Linked DNA regions of Mus musculus: regions 1, 2 and 4 are each linked to region 3. A link is a loop called in an ENCODE intact Hi-C map of the cell type or tissue named here. Cell type or tissue: heart. All regions are shown on one strand.

Region 1 (5,000 bases), 140 kb after region 3:
TTTTACCATCTGAGAACCATCTGGTCAGTTCTCAACCCCTGCTATCTGCTGGGTGTGCCTTAAACTGATACCAGAACAGTTTGCTTCTGTGTTTTGTGGCTTAGTGTTCTGTTCTCAGAGATCTGCGTTTCTCACTTACTCTTCCATTTTGAAGCACATGCGTAATCTTCAAGAAGGATTTCTAAACACTCACCATCTGAATCATTATAGAAGAATTAAAAAAATACAAGCCAGTTAGTAAACTTGGCACTTGGGAGGGAGAGGCAGGAGCTCTGAGGTGAAGGACAGCTTGAAGCTAAAATCGAGAGATTCTGACTCATGAAAAAGAAGAAAGAAAGAGAAAACCAGAGGAAGGGATAAGGGAAGGACAGGAAAGAGAGAGGGGAAGGGAAGGAGGAGGGGAGAGCAGAAGAGGGAAGGAGGAGGGGACAGGGGGGAGGGAAGGAGGAGGGGAGAATGGGATGGCAGGAGAGAGAGAAGAGGGAAGGTTGAAATCATGCAAACTCATAACTCAGTCACAGCTCCACGAGCAGCTTCAACTCCCCAAACCAACACGTCCACGTGGAGGCCAAAGTCTTCCATCACACGCAAAACACAGCACCAGTTATACACCACAGGGTATACTGTGACATTCTCTTCTATCACAGAGTCAAATTTTGATTTAATTCCAATATAAAATGATAACAGTTTTATGGCACTCTCATACATAAAGGACCTTCTGATGTATTCAGTTGGCTATTTTCAACTTTTCATGGTGAGGTCTTGAGCTCAGAACTTTGGCAGGCTGACCGGAAGCAAGGCTTCACCATCCTGCTCGATGTCTTGGCATAGGCAAGGCAGCCACTGGCGATGTTTATCCAGTTTCACTTTGTGATTGTCACTGGAAATAAGTTACATGCAAGACGGATCCCTCTGCAGTCACACAAAGACTTCCTTGGTTATTTCTCAGTAATGCAAACTGAAATACTGGAAAAGGACTTTGTAACTCCTACAACTTGTTGGTGGCAACATGACATAGCCCTGTCCTCAGCACAAAAAGGTAACTGGGCAGTGTCTCCCATAGTTTTTAATCTTACTCTAATTTCATATAGTTGATATTTATTTTAATTTTATCCATGTGCTTAACTTTAATAAGCATACTCATCCAGAAAAACAGACGGATTTGGAATCTCCTTAAGTATAATGTGGCAGTGGTTACATCTTTATGCTAGTTTTGAAAATGCACGATTGTCTCAGCAATAATAAAGGTGTGGATGGGCCATGTTTTATAAGTACTCAAGTGCCTTATAACCATTTGAAGAGAGACTCTTTGGAAGCTCCACCAGTCAGCAAATGCTCAGGGTTAATAATGAGAAAGACTTGACTTTTGGGCATCTGACGACAAAGACTGTGAATCCTATTTCTTTCAGAGACGTGCACTTTCTACATTGTCAGTTCTCCAACTTTGGGCATTTGTTTCAACAGATTATTGGTGTATACTACACTGAGCCTTGAAGATGCCCTTCAGTAATTCAATGGTTGATGATAATGCAAATTTCAGAGTAACACACACACTAACAGATCTGCCAATGGGTTCAGATAATGGGGGAAATCACACTGATTTTTTTAAAATAAATATTTGTATTTGTTAGAGAATTTTATACATTTTAATCATATTAACCCTCAAATTAACCCCTCAAAGAACCACCCCATGTCCTTCCCCTTCCTTTTTGTTTTTAATTTAATAGCCATCCACTCCAACTTACACTGCCAATATACTTCTGGACGTGGGGCCAGTCAATGGAACATGGTAGGCCTAACAGGACCCACACCCTTAAAGAAAACAGCTCTCCCGTCCCAGCAGCCAGCAATGTCCGCAGATCTTCAGTTAGGAGTAGGGATCCAAGGGCCCCCTGCAGTTCTAGCATGGAACTGCAGCTAGCATCTACTGGCTTGCTCTTCTTGTGCAACAGCCACAGCTGCTGTGAGACCCTGAGTACAGCTGCCTGCTCACATCCAGAGGACGATGTTTTGCTCTGGTCCTCCCTGACCTCCAGCTATTTCAGTCTTTCTGTCTCCTCAGATGGTCCCTGAGCCTTGGTGGAGGCCCTGTGCTGGCTAAGCACCCCCACCCACCCACAGCACATCACACACACACACACACACACACACACACACACACACACACACCACATACTCAGTCATTCTCTATACTTCCGTGAATTGTGAGTCTCTGCAGTAATCACCACCATCTGCTACACAAACAGGTTTCCCTGATGGGGCCAGAGAGCTACCCTGTATAGTATAGGGATATGAATGTAGAGAGCAGTTTGATACCATGTCCACTTAGCAAAATGACAGTAGTACGCTCACCTCTGGGTCTGTCATTGATTTTTTTTTCTCAATTCAAATTTCACATATGAAAATATGACAAGCAGTAATTTCAATCTCAGCAATGTTACTCATGGAATAGATGAACATTCCAGTAGCAAGCATCAGTCTTGTCTGCGTTTCTACCCCTTCATTAAGCCATCTTCTGACAAACTGTGGCACGCGTATGATCTGTGTGATTAGATGTTATCCTGATGCATGTCTCACTTTGTTTACTTTGTTATAAATACAATAATATAGAGGGATGTGCTGGCAGAGTCATACCGGCGGGCTTATCTCTTTCGGACCCTGCACAATCCAGAAGACAGACCGTGTGACCAGACTCCAGTTTTCAGTTGGAGGGCGATGTACTCACGTATAATAGCAAATGCATGGTTATGTGTGTGCATGCACGTACGTACTTACATATATACACATACATGAGCATCACATGCATGCGTATTTTCACTTAGGTAAAGTAACTTGCTCAGGTTCTAGCGTAGAGTAAATAAACCATTCTTTGTTATTTCCATTGCAGAAGCTTTTACAGAACTCTGCCATCTCATTTCCACCTGAGGGGGGAAAAAGAAGCTGACTTTTAATCATTAACTCACTGAGAGCCAGGCCGGCAATATTTGTCTGTCACATGGCATACCATGTCCTAGTAACTTGACACACACTGTCTTGCTGTTCCTTGTCACTATGTGGATAAAGCACAGAATGGTCGCATTTTCCTTGAGGCCACACAGCTAGGAATTCATAGCATTTATGTTTAAACCTTGGTAGCCTTCCAATGTCCTGTGCCGTGGCTACAATTCAAAGTGGCACTTTCCCACGGGCTTCCCAATGTGTTTGGAAGGGTGGCTTGCTTAATAACAGTCTTAATACCTGATGAGCAAACTCGTTGTTTATTTGTTTTTTAAAGAGCAAATTTGATCATCCATCCTGGCAACGAAGCAGCCTTCTCTTTTCTTGCTATGTCTGATTTTCACGCTGACTTTTGAAAAGTGGACTTGAGGCTTGGTGAAACAGGAGTGTGTATCTCAGAGACATGGAGTGGAAGATTGATGCCTGGAATGAATGTTCTAGGATTGTTCGGATCAGTCAGAAGGATTAGTCATAGTTTGGTTATAAAATCAAGAGTTTTGCCTCTTCTGATAATAGTCATCAAATTTACATGAGTTTGCGTTAAAGGGTTTCATGTGCAGTGTTCCAACAGATAACCAACACACAGCTTTCCCCTCTTTCTCAACCTGAAAGATCACTTTTAACTCACCCTGAAGAAGTCTGGGCTGCAGAGCAGGGTTTGGGAGGTCTGTTAGCTCATACCTCAGTCATTCGTCTTTCAGTCTAGTCCCAAGTCTCCACAGCCAGCATCAAAAGGCCTGAAAAATCAATATTTGGGTTCTGAGCCTTCTGCATGGGGGTGGGTGGGCACTGCGACCCACCTTTTTAATTTGCCCCCTGATGTTTTTCTCTAGTTTCTTTTCCTCGCCTCTTCCTGAACTAGGAAAGGCAGGGATGTTTTATCAAGCCCCGGTGGCCACTTCCACCAGCGTGCATCCCTGCCTGTTAGTCTTTTACTGTTACACACATTCACACCTCATGTATTTTGCTCTAAAACAGAACATCTGAGTTGATTCTGCGCTTGCAAAGACCTCAGAGAGATGGAAGATGGATTTAATGTTGCTGTTTTTAGATGGGGCTGTAAATAGGATGGCAGCTGTCCTTGGATGCATAGCTCATATACGGTACACACGCTGAATAGACGCAGATGAAAGATTGCACCCAATTAATCCTCACAAAAACCCTACATCTCAGCCATCAAAAACCTTAACCATAGTGTATGTATTTATTCTATACCCCCACAGATGTAATCTCACACTTTGAAGGGGACTCGTAAAGAGAGTGGAGATGTCTACCATCCCCAGGAGGGTTCAAGTGACCTTTTAAATCCTGCAGACAATTCAAATCTATGTACATGAATGATCTATCAATATTGGTTAGGCACACTTCTTTACGATGCAGGGTCAAGAGGTTGCTCTTTATAGGAACTGTTCCTTTGCTGGAACAGGCTGAAGCAGAAAGTTCCTGTGAAAGTCAGAACGTGGCAGTCACAGCACAAGAGCCCCCCAGAAGGTTCCCATTGAGTAGCAGTTGAGGATTTCTGTGACAACCGTCTCAAGTACATTGCTAACAGGATAGGCATGGTAGGTAACCAACTGTCCAGGAGCTTTCCCCAGATACTGCTGGCTGGGGAGATAACGTAGTCAGTAGTAGCCTGTGTGTCCTGCAAGCATGAGGTCAGCTCCCTAGCACTCACTCATAACCCCACAGCAGCTGGTTATAAATATGCATGCCTGCAATCCCAGCTGTGGAGGCAGAGGCAGGAGAACACTTGGGAACTTGCTGATCTTGCCAAACTGGTGAAATCTGAGTTCAGTGTGAGAGGCTTTGCCCCAAGAAATCAAGTGGGACGTTGACTAAGGAAGGCATTCAACAGTGACTTCTGGCCTCTGCCTGCTCACACACACACATGTATCCGCACATACCTGCAGGCCTCTCTCTCTGCGTGAAGAAGTGGTGGCTTATAAATATTTGAATGTGAAAATTCAATGTATAAAATTAAATCATGCATTTAATCATTGTGT
Region 2 (5,000 bases), 86 kb after region 3:
CCAACCATGGCTGAGCAACCTCTCATAGGCCAACTCAGACCCAGTATTGTGGTGAGACTTCTGGGGAGAGAGGATATACACACATCTGCTCACCCAGATCGGAAGCCCACCAAAAAGACAGGGGTATCAAAGTCCATCTTGGTGAGCCCCTGAGTTGTTACTGGGATTATTAACATGAGTATGGGGGAGGGGTATGACACAAAAGGAGCTGCCTTACTAAAAAGCCCATCCCAACGTGGGTGAAGACACACAAGTGCTATATCTCTGCGACTCTCTGTGAGACTTGGTGGCTGCTCTACAGGCCAGAGAATCTTCTCTAGACAGCTAGCCTGGTCAGTGTCTGCTCCCTGAACAGTTTGTATATCTCTAAAAGACATGGGCTCTCTTTCAAGCATCAGCCTTCCTAGACCTGTGGACTTACTTCCTCTCCTGAGACCTCCATCCTCCTTCCTTCAAAGGAAATTGCTATCCAAACCCAGAAAAGTGGAAACAGATCCCACCCCATCCCAACAGACTTTACCACCTGCCCACCTCTCACTTGACAGAAATAGATATGGAGGCCTACCCTGCAGCCTTATATGAAACCTTATCCTGGACTCTGAGAGTTGAACATGTCCACTGTGGGCTCCAGGAAGAGAGGATTCCCACTTCGACATTAGAGACACACAGGGAAGAGCACTCAGGTTACAAGACTCTGAGTGTAGAAATCACTGCTGTCTCCCGTAAGAGATGTGGACATCTGGGTGACCTCCCAAAGGTCCCGGGAGGCCGGAAGGCTTCCACACTGTTCCTTTAGGTTAGATCCTCAGTGAAAACTGTTTTCAACACTTGCCAGGAAGAATGAGTGACCTTTAGTAACTTGCCCAGAAGACAAATGGTGCGTTAACCAGAGAAGCACAGTTTGCTTCAATTCCCTCCCTCCCCAGCTTTAAGTTTCTGCTAGAAGATTTAAAAAAAAAAATAAAGAAAGAACCCTTCACATTCCTAATGGATGGAAGTTAATTTAGGGGCTTGGCTTTGGGAATTTTGTATATAACGATACTGGTACTTAATGTTAGTGACCTAATACCACCGCCATGCTTGGGAACGTGTTTGGAGCAGTCTGCATCTGATTATTCACTGAGCGTGGACTTAAAAGGGGCCTAGGTGAGAATAGAGGCTGAAGTTATAATATGGCCTTAGGCCTTAAAATATCAATGGTTCTGACTTGTGACAGAACAAGTGGCTAGATACTGAGTATTTTCAGAATCAAATGCAAATGTTAATCACCATATTTAACTGGAGATCAGGGGTGATGTGAATCTCTTTGGTCACACACTGGTCTAATGCACATTGAATTTATTATAATGAATGGAACAACAGATCAAATTCCTATTCTATAGGAACAATTCCATAGAATAAAGCATTGAAGGTTTTAAAAATATTTTTATGTGTGTGGGTATTTTAACTGTATGTTTGTGCACAACGTGTGTGTGTGTGTTTACTTGTGTTTGTGTGTGATCCTTTAGGAGGCCAGAAGATATTGGGTAACCTGGAATTCTGTATGGTTGTAAGCCACCATGTGGGTGCTGGGCATTGCAGGCAGTTTCTCAGCAGGAGCAGCAAGTGATCTTAAGCACTGAGCCACCTCTCTAGCCCCAGGAATCAATCTGTAAATAAATTTACATAACTCAGCCAATTTAAAAAACCTTTTTTGAGACTTATACATTGTATGCCTGTGTAAATAGTGGCCATGGAGTCCAGAAGAGGGTACCAGAGGCCCTTGGTCTGGAGTTACAGATGGTTGTAGGCCACCAGGTGGGTGCTGAGAGTCCTCCAGCCTCCTCCAGAAGAGCAACTAGTGCCCTTAACCACTGAGCTATCTATCCAGCCCCACTGAGGATTAAAAAAAAAAAAAACAGAAAACAAAAAAAGTCTAAATAAAATCAGACATCTTAAATTCCACTTGCCTAGACTGAAGCTGAATTATTTCATTGTCTGCGTAGACTTTTCTCTTTTTTGAATCCTACATCTTTTGACAGTTTGGCAAGCTAAAAACCAAATATTTTAGCTTCACTCCAGGGAAATGCAACTTATTTTGCTTCTTTCTACTGTGTTTTAATTGGGAGATAAAAGTGTCCCTCATTCCCACTCTGAGAGAGGGCTGGGAGCCTGGCTCTTATCTTCTGTTTCCTGGGCAGGGAATGTACTGACTTCTAATGTCACCCTGACTTGTATGCTTGCTTTTACTTCCTTGGCAGCGAGAGAGAGAGAATGCTGGCTACCAGAAGCCTGGTAGAGCACACAGTTACTCATCTTCTGGCATCTGCTTCTCTAGGATGGCAGGCTCGGGAAGTCACGATGATAACTCACTTGAGTGGGATCCAGCATCGGCATGGAGGGCCCTTCCCTTGGACATGCAGCTGCAGAAAATAAATGCCCTGCTGGAGGGGATTTGGGTCCCTCTAAAATGACTCATTTATAAAATGGGATATTACAAAGGATTTTAATTTGCATACTTTTTAATAAAGAAATAGTGATGGAGAATATTCAAAGAACGGTTAGGGTAATATTTATCTATTTGTAATCTGGTGTCCTATACCTCTCTTGAACAGTCATAGACTATCCTACCTTGAAAAGAGCTCTCTCATCTATAGCCACCTTACATTTACTTACTGTTTTTTTTTCTTTTTTTATAAAAAGAAACAGCTGATGACATTTAGAGTATGTCAGTTAGATTTTGAAGAGCTAAAATGCATAAACAATTTATATGTTTTGAAATATTTTATTAATTACTAGACAATTTTATACAATGTATTTTCTTTTTTTCATATTTTTATTAGGTATTTTCCTCTTTTACATTTCCAATGCTATCCCAAAAGTCCCCCATACCCTACCCACCCACTCCCACTTTTTGGCCCTGGCATTCCCCTGTACTGGGGCATATAAAGTTTGTAAGTCCAATGGGCCTCTCTTTCCAGTGATGGCCGACTAGGCCATCTTTTGATACATATGCAGCTAGAGTCAAGAGCTCAGGGGTACTGGTTAGTTCATAATGTTGTTCCACCTATAGGGTTGCAGATCCCTTTAGCTCCTTGCGTACTTTCTCTAGCTCCTCCATTGGGGGCCCTGTGATCCATCCAATAGCTGACTGTGAGCATCCACTTCTGTGTTTGTTAGGCCCCGGCATAGTCTCACAAGAGAGAGCTCTATCTGGGTCCTTTCAGCAAAATCGTGCTAGTGTGTGCAATGGTGTCAGCGTTTGGAAGCTGATTATGGGATGGATCCCCGGATCTGGCAGTCTCTAGATGGTCCATCCTTTCGTCACAGCTCCAAACACAATGTATTTTCATCCTATCCTACCCCTCCATCTCCTCTCTTCAACCCCTTTCAGATCCACCCCATTTCCACACGCCTCCCAACTAGGTATCCTTTAAAAAAAGAAGAAGAAGAAGAAGCAAAACTCATTGACTCCAATTTGGACTTCTGGGTGTGGGCTGCCCACTCCAATGTAGGTATGGGATGCCTCCCCTCAGGTTGTTGGTCAAAGGTGTCCCCAGATATAGGCTATTGCTGATGCTCTTGGTTAGCCACCAGAAGGTAATATGAGACCCTGATGCTGAAGACACCATAGACATAGGTCACATTAGGTAAGGCCTTGAGTTCTTACAGACCAAGGAGTTTCGTCCCTACTGGCTCGTTCTCAGAGTACTGAAAGGCAGCATGCAGTCTACTGGTAGGAACATACCATTGCAGCACACCTACCCGTGAGCTGCAATAATAACGGCGTCTCAGTATACGTTCATGGACTCGGTGGTGGCTGGAGTGAGTGTCGTGGGGGCGAAGAGCAGCTTTCCACAGTTTGCCAGTTGGTGAGACAAGACTTTCCCTTTGGATTTCTTTCTGTATGATTTGGAAAGCTACAATATTTTAAAGCAATTCATGGGCTTTCCCTACTGCTAGGATGCTGGTTGCTAGCATGGCTATTATTTTTTTAAGTGAGCGCTTTTCATCTAGTGAAATTAAAAGTTTGTTTAATGTTTTTATCTGGGTGATATATAGGCAGCTAGGTTTGTTTTTTCATTTTAAATGAAACATGTGCTTTATTATTTACTTCCTTCCTGTTCTTTTAAAAATACTCTATATTATATGATAGCTATGTATGTGGGAGGCATGTCATGGTGCGCGTGTGGAGGCCAAAGGACCACTTGCCGGAGTCAGTTCTCTCCTTCCACGTGTGGGATCCTGTGGATCAAACTCATCCATCTCATCTGCTGAGCTGTCTTTCAACCCCCATTCCTTTTATTTTTCATATTAAAACATGCTGTAAGTTGATCTTTTAGTCAGCATACACACAATGGGTTTCATGATGGCATTTGCATATACATGAGTCACAACCCTCCCATTTCTCCTCTGCCCACTTCCTCTCATCCCTCAGATCGTTCCCACTTCTGCTTTCATACCAGCTATCTTCAAGTCACACACCCCTCTCATTTGTTTAAACATTTCTGGATGATGAGATGGATACATTCGATACGCTGATTTTAGATATTAGCAAGCTTTTGGGTCAATGATACTGAAAGCCATGACATTAAAGCCAAAGAAATCTGGTGACATGGATTAGATTGACAGTAGAAATGGAAACTTCGAGGATCTTGCCAGAGCGTTGTGCCTTTGGCTGTGATACATCCCCACTTACTGGGTGAGCCCCTTGCTGGAAGATGACGGTTACATTTGAAGAGCTTGCCAGGTTGGAGTGAGTTAGCAATGAGTAACTGACAGCATCAGAGTTCAAATTCATCTCATTGGGATGGCTTGACAGGCCACTGCTGTTAAGGTCAACAGAAAGTCTCTCTCTAGAAAGAAAAATTAGCAAACACATGTTTATTAGGGAAGGGTCTCTGAGGCTCCAGAAGAGTCAGCATGAGCGAATACCACTGAATTATGAACTCTGTTGGAGGGGTCCCCAGATTTACCTACACCAGTAGTGTATGCAAGATGCCTTATTTCTAACTAGTGCT
Region 3 (5,000 bases):
AAGGCGTTTTATTCAAACACAGAGTTTTTTTTTTTTTTTTTCAGTGTTGGGAAGCCACATTAGCCCAAGAGTTTCATATTGTTATTACTGTGATTATTATTATTTCAGTTCTCTGATGAAACAGTAAAGGTGTTTAAGGACAGCCGTACCCAAGCGGCAAAGGATCACCCAGTGTATAAATTCTCAGCAGAGGAAATTCAGAGCCCCCCACGAAAGCTCTGGGCTTTTTGGACTGTTCCCTTAATTACTGGGCTCTATGCTACCAAATATTTGTTGAAGAGGATGCTTTTTTTTTTTTTTTTGTGGGAGTGGATAATGGCTGTGTTTACACTTTGAAATTTCTGCCTCGGAGTTATTAAGATTTGCATTTCTCACTTTTCTACCAAGGGAAAGGTGTTTAGCCATTTTTAGAAAGCAGGTACGAAGTAATCAATTGTCTAAACGTCTCCTCTCCGGAAACTTTCCACTCTAGACAAGTGCAAAAATCCCAGGTATCAGCAACTCACCCACCTACCAAGGGTAGAAGGGGCAGAAAGGAAAATGTGCTTTTCAGGGCTGTGGGTGTCCTAGGTATCTAGACACCACCTTGCTTCCTAACAACTCCCCTGGAGACAAGAGCCAGGGAATAGGTCAGGGGAGAGAGCTGGCCTTTGACTGAAAGGTCCTGAGCTGGATGCCTGCTCCTGCAGGCCCAGGAAGAACAAACAGCAGGGTCATTGATTTCCAGGTAGCCTTGGTGCACTCTGGGAAATGCTGGGAATTCCTGGGGATACAGTGCAGGCCATGAATGCTCTTCCCAAGGGAATCACAGACATGGAGAGGGAGAACACACAAGCCCATGAAGGCCAAAGAAGAGAAAGAAAAAAAAGAAAAATTTCTAGAATTGTTTTTATTGGGTCCCCTTTGCCATTACCCCTGTCTAGTCCTGGCTACCTGAACACCAGCTCTATTGGGTCCCATGCAGGAGTCCTTATCTCTGCATAAGCCTGGCTGGAGATTTCTTAGGGACCCCCCTCTCCAGGCCATCCTGACCCCCACCGCGCAGCAGTTTTAAGTCAATGAAAGCAAGAAGATCAGAGCCCAGAGAGCAGCAGCGCGGGAGCTGTCAGTGAACACCTTCCATCAGGCCCGCAGCTTCTGTCGGGGTAGTTCACCCACGGAGTTTCTGCTGCTGGTGATGTAACTCGCGCTCCGGAGTGGCACAGCTCTGGAACCCAGTGCCTTGCCTCATCTCGCCCTCAATACCAACCCCGGTTCTTGGGCATCTGATGATATTTTTTTCCCCTTGGCTGAATACACTCAGAATCAAAGCAGTTCAGCCACCCCTGAGGCATAGATGAGAGCTTCTAAACTTTTCCCCCACCCCTCTACCCCAAGGGGTAGGTGGGTGCGGAGCGCAAGCCAAAAGACAGCGGGGACCCGGGTGTAGAGCCTGCCTCTGGAAAGGCAGTAGAGGCTTTAAAACCCGAGCCTTCCAGTGGTGCTCCAGCCAGGGTCTGCTGACCACCTAGAAGGTTCCACCGACACCCGCAGACCCCGACACGCGTCCCCCAGCCATACGGTGCAAGCCTGTTTGATCATGGGGGGTGGGCGCAGGAGGGACAGGGTGGGGGCGAGCAGGGCCAAGAAGTTGACAAAGGGGACTTGACCAGACACGATCGCGCAGGGATAGAAGCGAGCTCCCCCCTCCTAATCCTCCTCCTTCCACTCCTGCCATTTCGTCTGATCGCTTCTTTAAGCATAGGGCAGATTAAAGGGGAAAAAAAATTCCTGCACGGTGTGGGCGATCGGTGCGTTATTTACAAGCCAGTTGGGTTGCAGCAGAGCAGGAGGATCTTGACAGGGTCTCCCTGGCTTCGGATGCCGGCGCGCGGCCGCAGGCAGGAGGTCAGGGTAGACCCTGGGTTGGGGGGGGGGGGACGACCTGCAGCGATCCGGGCGCCCGCCCCGCGCCGCCCCCGCTCCGCCGCACCCCGGGGCGCGCGCCGGCCACGGTCACCGGCGGCTGGAGCGCTGCCCTCGCCTCCCCCATTGTTCCCACTTGTCTTTTTCGCCTTTTGTTATTTATTTCCACCAGCATTGTGTTGTCTCCGAAGCCGCCTCATGACCAGCTGAGGGATTTTACTTCGTCCTTGAGAGGGAGAGGGAGAGAGAGAGAGAGCAAGAGAGAGCGAGAGAGGGAGCCAGAGGTTGGGGTGGGGGGGGGTGGGAGAGAGAGAGAGAGAGAGAGAGAGAGAGAGAGAGAGAGAGAGAGAGGGACAGGCGCGCACACACACATACGCGCGCGCACACCCCACACAAACACACCCCGACACAGACACACACAGAGTGCAAAAGGCGAGCCGCCCCATCCCGTCTCCAGGGTCCTCGGAGGCCCCCGCCCGCTGCTGCGCATCCCGCGTCAGAGGAGCGATTAACCAGACCCGGTAAGGTGCGTGAACCGCAGCGTTTTAACTTTGTGGCGCGTCCCGCTGTGGAGGTGCTGGTGGCGGGCAACCCTCCAAGGCGCCCTGCTCCAGCTGGAGAGCCGCGCAGCCCCAGGGAGGGGGCGCGGGAGTTTGTTCAAGTCCCGGGAGGGGGCTGGGCCCGGCTGCGGGGGAGGCTGCGGGGGGCGCTGTCACCCCCCTTCCGGGAGGGAGGGGGCTGCGATCCACGGGACCCGGCCAACTTTATCTGTGCTGCTGTTGGAGGAGCCCGTGTCCTGTTGCCGGTATTGTTTTATAAGTGGTGGCGGAGATGCGAGCTGCGGGAGGCAAGCGGCGGCGCAGGAGGGTATCAGCCCTGGGCTAGCCTTGTGCTTTCCCAGGGACAGACCCTCGAACTTGGACAAAATCCCTGCTCTTGTCTGGAATAGAAAGAGCTTTCTCAGCCTACCCGTCACCTTCACCCCAGCTCTTCTGTCTTTTTGTTTCGTTTTCTGCAATCTCTCTTTTCTTCTATCGGTCTTCAGTCCCTCTCGGAATTTCAGAAATAAGTCTCATCCTTATGGATTTGAGACATTTCAGAGACCGGAAGAGTTCATTTGATTGCAACTTTCTCCCTCTCTCTCTCTCTCTCTCTCTCTCCTCTACACCCCCCCCCCCCCGCCGCCCCTCACTCTGGGCAAAGTATAAACTACTCAAGTGCTGTGTCCCTCTCTGCTTGCTCTTCATAGCTATGGTAGGTAGCAAGAAGTAGGGGACAGAGGTCACACGGGTGGAAAGCAAGTTGGATTAGGAAATGTGTGCATTTGAAAACAGCAGTTTTTGGAGTTATCAATCGACTGGCCTCAGATCCACAGGACATAGTTCTCATATTTTAATAGTCATCTTGCAAAGTGAATATATTAATAAACTGTTTGGTTTCAGTGCCTAAGACTGAGGAATGTGAATTCATTCCCAGTCTTCCCTAATCAGCTGAAGCAGGTCAAAATGAGGAAACGTGTGTTACTGCAGAGCCATACTTTCGGGGCTGGTCACTGGGGATACTCTGGGTGGCCACTGGCTTTCCTGCCTCACGAAAGTTTGGAAATTTATTCTAACCCAGTTGAGATGGTCACAGTATCCAGATATCAAGAGGAGTTTCTTAAGAAAGGGCACGGGGACAGATTTCCCCAGAGAATCTTTTCTGCTCAGCAGGGCTCTACAGTCAAGGGCAAGACTGAGGGAAATCCGTGGGATTTTGGGTAATAAGTGTGGGAATCGGCAAGCAGAAGAGACGGCAGTGATTTGTTTTCGTGGTGTTCATAAATAATGGCTCCTAGTAGCACGCTTGAGCACACACACACACACACACACACACACACACACACACACACACACACACACACAGTGAAATGCTGGTGGGAGATTTATAGACAAGAGAAAAAGAGCAGAGTTTGGGGGGGGGGCTTGATGGCCATGAGTGATTAGGTTAAGGGCCAGATGGTTTTTTAAAGTATACGGAAATGTTTATTCCCCCCAAAGTCTGACTTTTATAGCATTTAAAAGGAGGACAATTTCATACTGTACAGAACCACTAAATTTTGATCTGTCTCATTTTAAAGGAATCCGGCTGTCTGAGGATGGCTGTTTGCGCAGATAGGGAAGGAATCTGTTCTCAGAAGCAAATACAGGGAGCCCGGCTTCCAGGGGGGGGCTTCTTCCTGATTTAAATATAGCTCCCAGGCCAAAGCCTAGATAAATTCAGCCAGAGTGATTTAAAACATTAAGCGCTTACATCGAAAGTTCTCCTGGGCACTGTGCAAAAATCTCTTGGAAATTATGCCATCAACTCTTTCCTCCTCAGAACTCTAGGAGATAAAAATCGCAGGCATCACTTAAAAACTGACGCAATCCAGTCTCAAATCCTCAAACTGCCAGGGATTGCTTTGTTTGCCTAAAAGGTGGATCTTTCATCACCAGGGTTGTTTAAAAACATTTAATTGTGGGGGTGGGAAGGGATATGCATAATTATTTAGTTATTTGTGTTAATTATATAGCAGCATCCTGGAGAGACTTTCTTTTTTCTTCCTTTCTTTCTTTCCAGTAGTCTGCTTATCATGTTCTCCACACTCTAAGTTTGCTCTCCGTTTTAATTTTTTTCCTTTCTGTACCGTGTTTGGATGGGTAGTTTTGAGCTACTCTAAAACAGTATAAGCTTCTAGCGCCTGGAGAACGCTTTTGCTCATAAGACAGAAGCACTGAATTAGTTTTGTTGTTGTCTTCAAACAGTCCTGGCTGGATGCATGTTACACACATAAAGGACTCACATCTGCCAAGCTCAGTTGGTAAATCACCAGGAGGCTCTTGAAGTATAGCAGTTAGTTCATGCTACCTTAGGCTTGTACATGTAGACACACATCCTGTTTAGACTGACGTACGGTCCTGTAAAAGAGAAAATGTATAGACTTTGCACAGACTCTAAGACTCTGTATGCAGCGAGCACACAGGCAAGGTATCGCATGAAAGGAGTGAATTGAACTTCTTAGCCAGGTATGACAACTTTTTTGTTGTGGGGTTGGGGACAGGGGTTCTTGTTGA
Region 4 (5,000 bases), 74 kb after region 3:
TTTTGAGTAAGAGTTAATCAGCTTCACAGCGGGGCAGAGAGGAGAGGGACAGTAAATATTTGCCGAGTTGTGAAACGGATGGGGCAGTGGGATTCCAAAGAGAATGATTTTAGAGACTTGGGATTCTATTGCAACCGGAAGTTCAGATTACATCCTTCCCTCCTTGCTTGCTTGTTTCGTTTCGAGACAAGCTATGTAGCTAAGAATGACCCTCAACTCCTGGCCCTTCTATCTCCCAAATACCAAGATGGTAGCCATGCAGGGTTGTACAAGGCTTTTTCAAATGCTGGGGCTTGAACCCTAAGAGTATGTAGGCACATGCTAGGTGCTCGACAAGCAGAGCTACCTGCCAGCCATCACACCTTGTTCTTGATGATGCTAGGTGTGTGGATGATGTTTAGGAAGGCTGAGCACAGCTCTAAGCACATAGGGCAGTGATGGGCTTGGGTGAGTGTGGGAGACAGGGCGTGCAGGCTGCGTTCTGTTTCCAGTCTCTGTCACAGACTTCCTTGATCATCGAGATATTATTCCATCTCTCCTAACCATCATTTCCATCCAGGGACAGTGCAGGGCGGGTAAGATCCATCTTATTGATTCCATGTTATTGATTGTGATCAGCTTTTTCTGAAGCTGTCCATCTTGGACTGTAAGAATTGGTGCCTTGCAAAAGACCCAGTTATTTCTTCAGTGCAGGCCAAAGGCTCCCAGTCGCTGCTGATGCAGAGGCCTTCCTAGGTTCTTCTGAAGTGCTGTAATGTTGATCCTCAGCCCTTTTTCATCCCCTTCCTGGGGTTTTAGGATAATGCTGATAGCAAAACAATACAGAGGAGCCTAGCTTTTATTTTACACATCGCACAAAAACCTGTTTTCTTCCTTTCTTTTTTTAACACAAGGAGGCTGAGAATACATAGCAGTAATACTGAGGACAGGGTGAGTGACAGTCATTTAGCAGGCAATTACAATCCAAATATGTCTTATTAATTCTCCTTCATGATTGATTCCACCATAAAATTGTCTATATGAAGAAGTCTTGCATGCTTTCAGCTCATCTGCAATAACTCCTGCCATTTATACGAATATAAGCAGGTCCTCCATTGTCATCCTGGGAAGGCCTTTAGTGTATCTGTGATGGCAAGCACGTAGATTCTCTCATCTTCAAGAGCTTCCTATAGTCTAATGGCCATGATGGCTCAGTGTCCTGATGTACCCCTGCTTTGTGGCACTTGCCTGGAGCTCGGTAGGGAGGTGGCAAACTCCTCCCTCTCAGGAATGATCTGAGGACACATGTCCTCACAGAGAGCAAAACAACGTAGAGGAATAAATCAGCCCAGATGCTTTGACTGAGTTACCTTTTAGAAGTTTACTCTCTGGTAGGCTTGGGTTTTTCCAGTGCATTCTTTGGATATTCTTTGCTTTTATATTCATGAAGATGCCGATGTTTAGATCAGAAGGCATAGTTAAAAATTAATGATAGAATTCAGAGTGGAGGCCTTTGAGGGTGTGGCGTATTGCTCCTTTTCCAACTCTTAAAAAATTTTGAACACTTTAACCAGCCAAAAAAAAAAAAAAAAAAAAAAAACCAACTCCCTCTGGCCTTTCTGTCCATTTCTTTTGTTTCTTCATTGCTATTCCCAGTAGCATTGCATAAGTTACCTGGAAACTGCACAGCTTGGTTGCCCTGAGCCAGACAGCCAGAGTATCTAGAATTTTCATGTGGTCAGATACAGCAGTGAAGCAGGGTAATTTGGGGGCTAAATGGGAGGAATCTGGGAGGAATGTATTAAACTTTATTCTTAAATTTTAAATTTAAAATGACATTTCAAGTGAGTGAGACTTTTTTTTACTAATCATTATGTCTTTTAAGTTGTCAAAGGCAAAACTGGACAGAAGCGAACTACATGGCTGGAGGTCCATGGCTCAAGGTCGGGTAAACCTTGAGGACCCACTTGCTATTTAAGCAGTAGCCATCATTGTAGGCTGGCTCCCCTTCCAGCGGTTGTTAGGAAATGAGCAGAAGTTGTCAGCAAAGTTCTAACTACACATATCCCTGACTGTTGTTCCCACGAAGGAACCTGTAGACTAATGTCTTCCATTGTGGTTTTGAGATTAGAATATTCAACTGCATTCTCTTTTAAACAGTTTGGAGCTTTGTGACATTGTTAACTGAACTCGTCATTCCTTATCAGGAAGTGGTGGCAACCCCTGCATATCTATTCTCGTTAGATATCACTCTCGTTAAATATCTGCAGGAATTTAAGACACTTACAAGTTACCCAGAGTCAAATAGAAAAATTTTCAAGTTTTTGTCAAAAAGTTTGTCTTGTCTTTTGCTGCAAAAGGGCTCTAGGAGTTTAACTGGAGATGACAGTTCTCCTTCAGGTCTGTGTGTCCCTGGGCCAGCACAGCCTTCACACCCCTGTGCGCCTTTTGGTCTGCATTCTCAGCAAACACTTCTGTCGTTCAGTTCCTCAGGAGTTACTCACAGGCGAGGCAGTGTGTTATGAGATGTTTTCTAAAACTTAAAAATGAACCCTTGACCTGAAACCAGAATCCTCTGGTCAACGTTTAATGTCACTGTGATAGGAGCCATCCTAAAATAAAACCTGTTCACTCTGACGAGAAGCAGCCAGCTTGTAGATTTGGTGTTGGTTAATGTTGGTCAGCGCTGTTTTCCAGAACCGTCTGGATTTCTCTGGAGGGAGCTGTGAGAACCATTTCATGGCTAGCATTTCCTGAAAAGGTTTCCTAATATTTTGTGTGTTTCTGTGGCAATTTTACAGTTCTTACTGAAGGAAGAGACAGAAGGAGCCAGTGGGCTTCCAGTCTGACCTTCAAGTCTAAGGACACTTCTCAGGCACAGCTGCCCTTGCCTGTGCTGTTGGGAATAGACTGGGGTCACGGCTTACTTTTGGGCCACACCCGCAGCAAATATCTTTCTAAAGTTACCAAAGCAGAGACATGTGGACATTTGTTTAGTTGCTGCGAATTGAAGCACAGTTAAATTCACCATTTCTATAGTCGACACCAAGTGATTGGAAGATGGCCCCCATAGGGCAGTGATTCCCTGAAGACAACAGACCTCAGCTTCTTTCTAAGTATCTGCAGAGAGAAGTGAGATTATAACCCACAGTGCTGTCATAGAGCCAGAGAATAAAATGACTTTATTGTGTGGGAGGTCAAACCCAGCACCTGATATGTGCTAGCAGCTCTATACCCCTAATCCTAAAATGACTTTTTAAAGGCAAATCTGATAGAACACACAATGGCAAACCGTACATTAATGGCATTGAGATTGTATATGCACCTGTAATAACCACATAATATAGGAGGACACATATGTATATAATGGGGAATAAGTATATTAAACTTTATAAATAATTGATTCAAGTAAAATTACTTTTAGAGTTTTTCTTTTTTTCAATTATTTATCTATTTATTTACATCCCAAATGTTGCACCCCTCCCAGTCCCCCTTGTAGTGTTCCTCCCCCACCCCTCCCCTTGACTTCTGAGAAGGAACACCCCCACACCTGGTATCCCCCCCACCATGGTGCATCAAGTCTCTGCAGGATTAGGTGTGTCCATCAAGACAAGGCAGCCCTCTGCTACATATGTGCCAGGGGTCTCAGACCAGCCCATGTATGCTCTTTGGTTGGTGGCTCAGTCTCTGGGAGCTTCCAGGGGTCCAGGTTAGTTGGTCCACTGTTGGTCTTCCTGTGGAATTGCCATTTCCTTGAGGGCCTTCATTTCTTCCCCTAACTCTTCCATAGGAGTCTCTGACCTTCATACAATGTTTGTCTGTGGGTATTTGCATCTGTCTCAGGCAGCTTCTATGTAGAGCCTCTCAGAAGGCTGCTACAATAGGCTTCTGTCTGTAAGTACATATAACACCATTAATAGTGTGAGGGATTGGTGCCTGCCCATGGGATAGGTCTCAAAATGGGACAGTCACTGGTCAGCCATTCCTTCAGTCTCTGCTCTATTTTTGTTCCTGTATTTCTTTTAGACAGGACCAATTTGGGGTCAAAAGGCTTTTAGGTGGGTTGGTGTCCCTATAAAACCTCATTGCCATAAATTTCTGTTATAGTAATCCTTAGAATGCTGTACACTAAGGTATCTATGTAATTCTTTTTTTTTTTTTTTTGAGACAGAAAAGATTTCATGTAAATAAGGCTGGCCTTGAACTTCTGACCCTCTGCCTCCATTTGCTACAAACTGAGATGACAAGTGGGTGCAGCCATACCTAATTATAATTCTTTTATTTTCCTTCTCCCTTCCTTCCTCTCTTCCTTCTTGCTTTCTTTCTTTTGGTGGTCCTAGGGATCGAACTCAGAACCTCAGACATGCTGGGCAAACTATCCCCCACCAAGTTGTATTCCCAGCCCACAGTTGTTTTCTGGAAAATATATTATTTTCAGGTAAGGGTTAAAGCAACATCCAGAGAGCAAGATCATCATTCATAATTGAGGCTTATCTACACATCATGACTTTTGATAAATTTTATAAGCTTCTTAGGCCCCAGCTTTCCCCATAAACTATGTTAATCACAATCAGTGTTCTCTGTTGTATGCTGTTTCTATGGGGTAACTTGAGTTCACACAGGGAACTTTTGTGACAGGTTCGAGGGTGTCATTTGCCGTCCTTCCGTCTGGCTGGCCTAGATTAGATAACACCCAGTGTCTTGTCTTGCCAGGTCAACTTAGGGGCAGTAAACCCACAAGTCTGACTGACTTGTCCCTACAAACCAAATAGAACAGGATTTGTGTGGGGAGGGTGTGGCGGATGCTATCTGTGCTTTGCTGTTTTCCTAGCTTTTTCCTCTGCTGTGGTGGGAGGGATGAGTCCGGAGCTCTCTCCCTACCTAGTCTCAGGTATGTTCTAGTCTCCATTGTGATGTAAGCAATAGACCTCTTTCCTTTTCTTGTCTTTTTAGAGCACTAGAGATGAAAACCTGGGCTGTGCACATGCTGGGCAAGGGCTTCACCCATCCTTTAGTTACAC

What was found. Peaks named below come from ENCODE experiments on the same cell type or tissue, not always from the same donor. Only the 100,000 strongest peaks of a DNase experiment are listed, where the experiment ranks them.
Region 1: a loop joins it to region 3, with 2.7 times the contacts of the local background. A loop is called at or near these places in 6 of 42 quality-filtered maps.
Region 2: it touches region 3 in a loop (2.1-fold over the local background); 2 of 42 quality-filtered maps call a loop at or near these places.
Region 4: it touches region 3 in a loop (2.2-fold over the local background); 4 of 42 quality-filtered maps call a loop at or near these places.

The regions. Positions count from the first base shown.
Region 1 is chr6:144,641,811-144,646,810 of GRCm38, reverse strand. It overlaps a transcript of Sox5 not described here. Among named protein-coding and RNA genes, the nearest start is that of Sox5os3, 29 kb to the left of the region's middle. In heart, a CTCF peak has its summit at 1,899; DNase peaks (open chromatin) are centred at 1,900 and 4,710; H3K27ac peaks cover 251 bases.
Region 2 is chr6:144,693,095-144,698,094 of GRCm38, reverse strand. Sox5os3 (SRY (sex determining region Y)-box 5, opposite strand 3) reads right to left here. Exons shown (of 3, transcript NR_040519.1): 3 at 4,263-4,835. It also overlaps a transcript of Sox5 not described here. Among named protein-coding and RNA genes, the nearest start is that of Sox5os3, 23 kb to the right of the region's middle. In heart, no CTCF peak of the experiment used is centred here; a DNase peak (open chromatin) is centred at 2,254.
Region 3 is chr6:144,779,245-144,784,244 of GRCm38, reverse strand. It overlaps a transcript of Sox5 not described here. Among named protein-coding and RNA genes, the nearest start is that of Gm22792, 22 kb to the left of the region's middle. In heart, no CTCF peak of the experiment used is centred here; a DNase peak (open chromatin) is centred at 2,564; H3K4me3 peaks cover 2,653 bases; H3K27ac peaks cover 2,108 bases; H3K27me3 peaks cover 1,772 bases.
Region 4 is chr6:144,704,817-144,709,816 of GRCm38, reverse strand. It overlaps a transcript of Sox5 not described here. Among named protein-coding and RNA genes, the nearest start is that of Sox5os3, 34 kb to the right of the region's middle. In heart, no CTCF peak of the experiment used is centred here; no DNase peak of the experiment used is centred here; H3K27ac peaks cover 405 bases.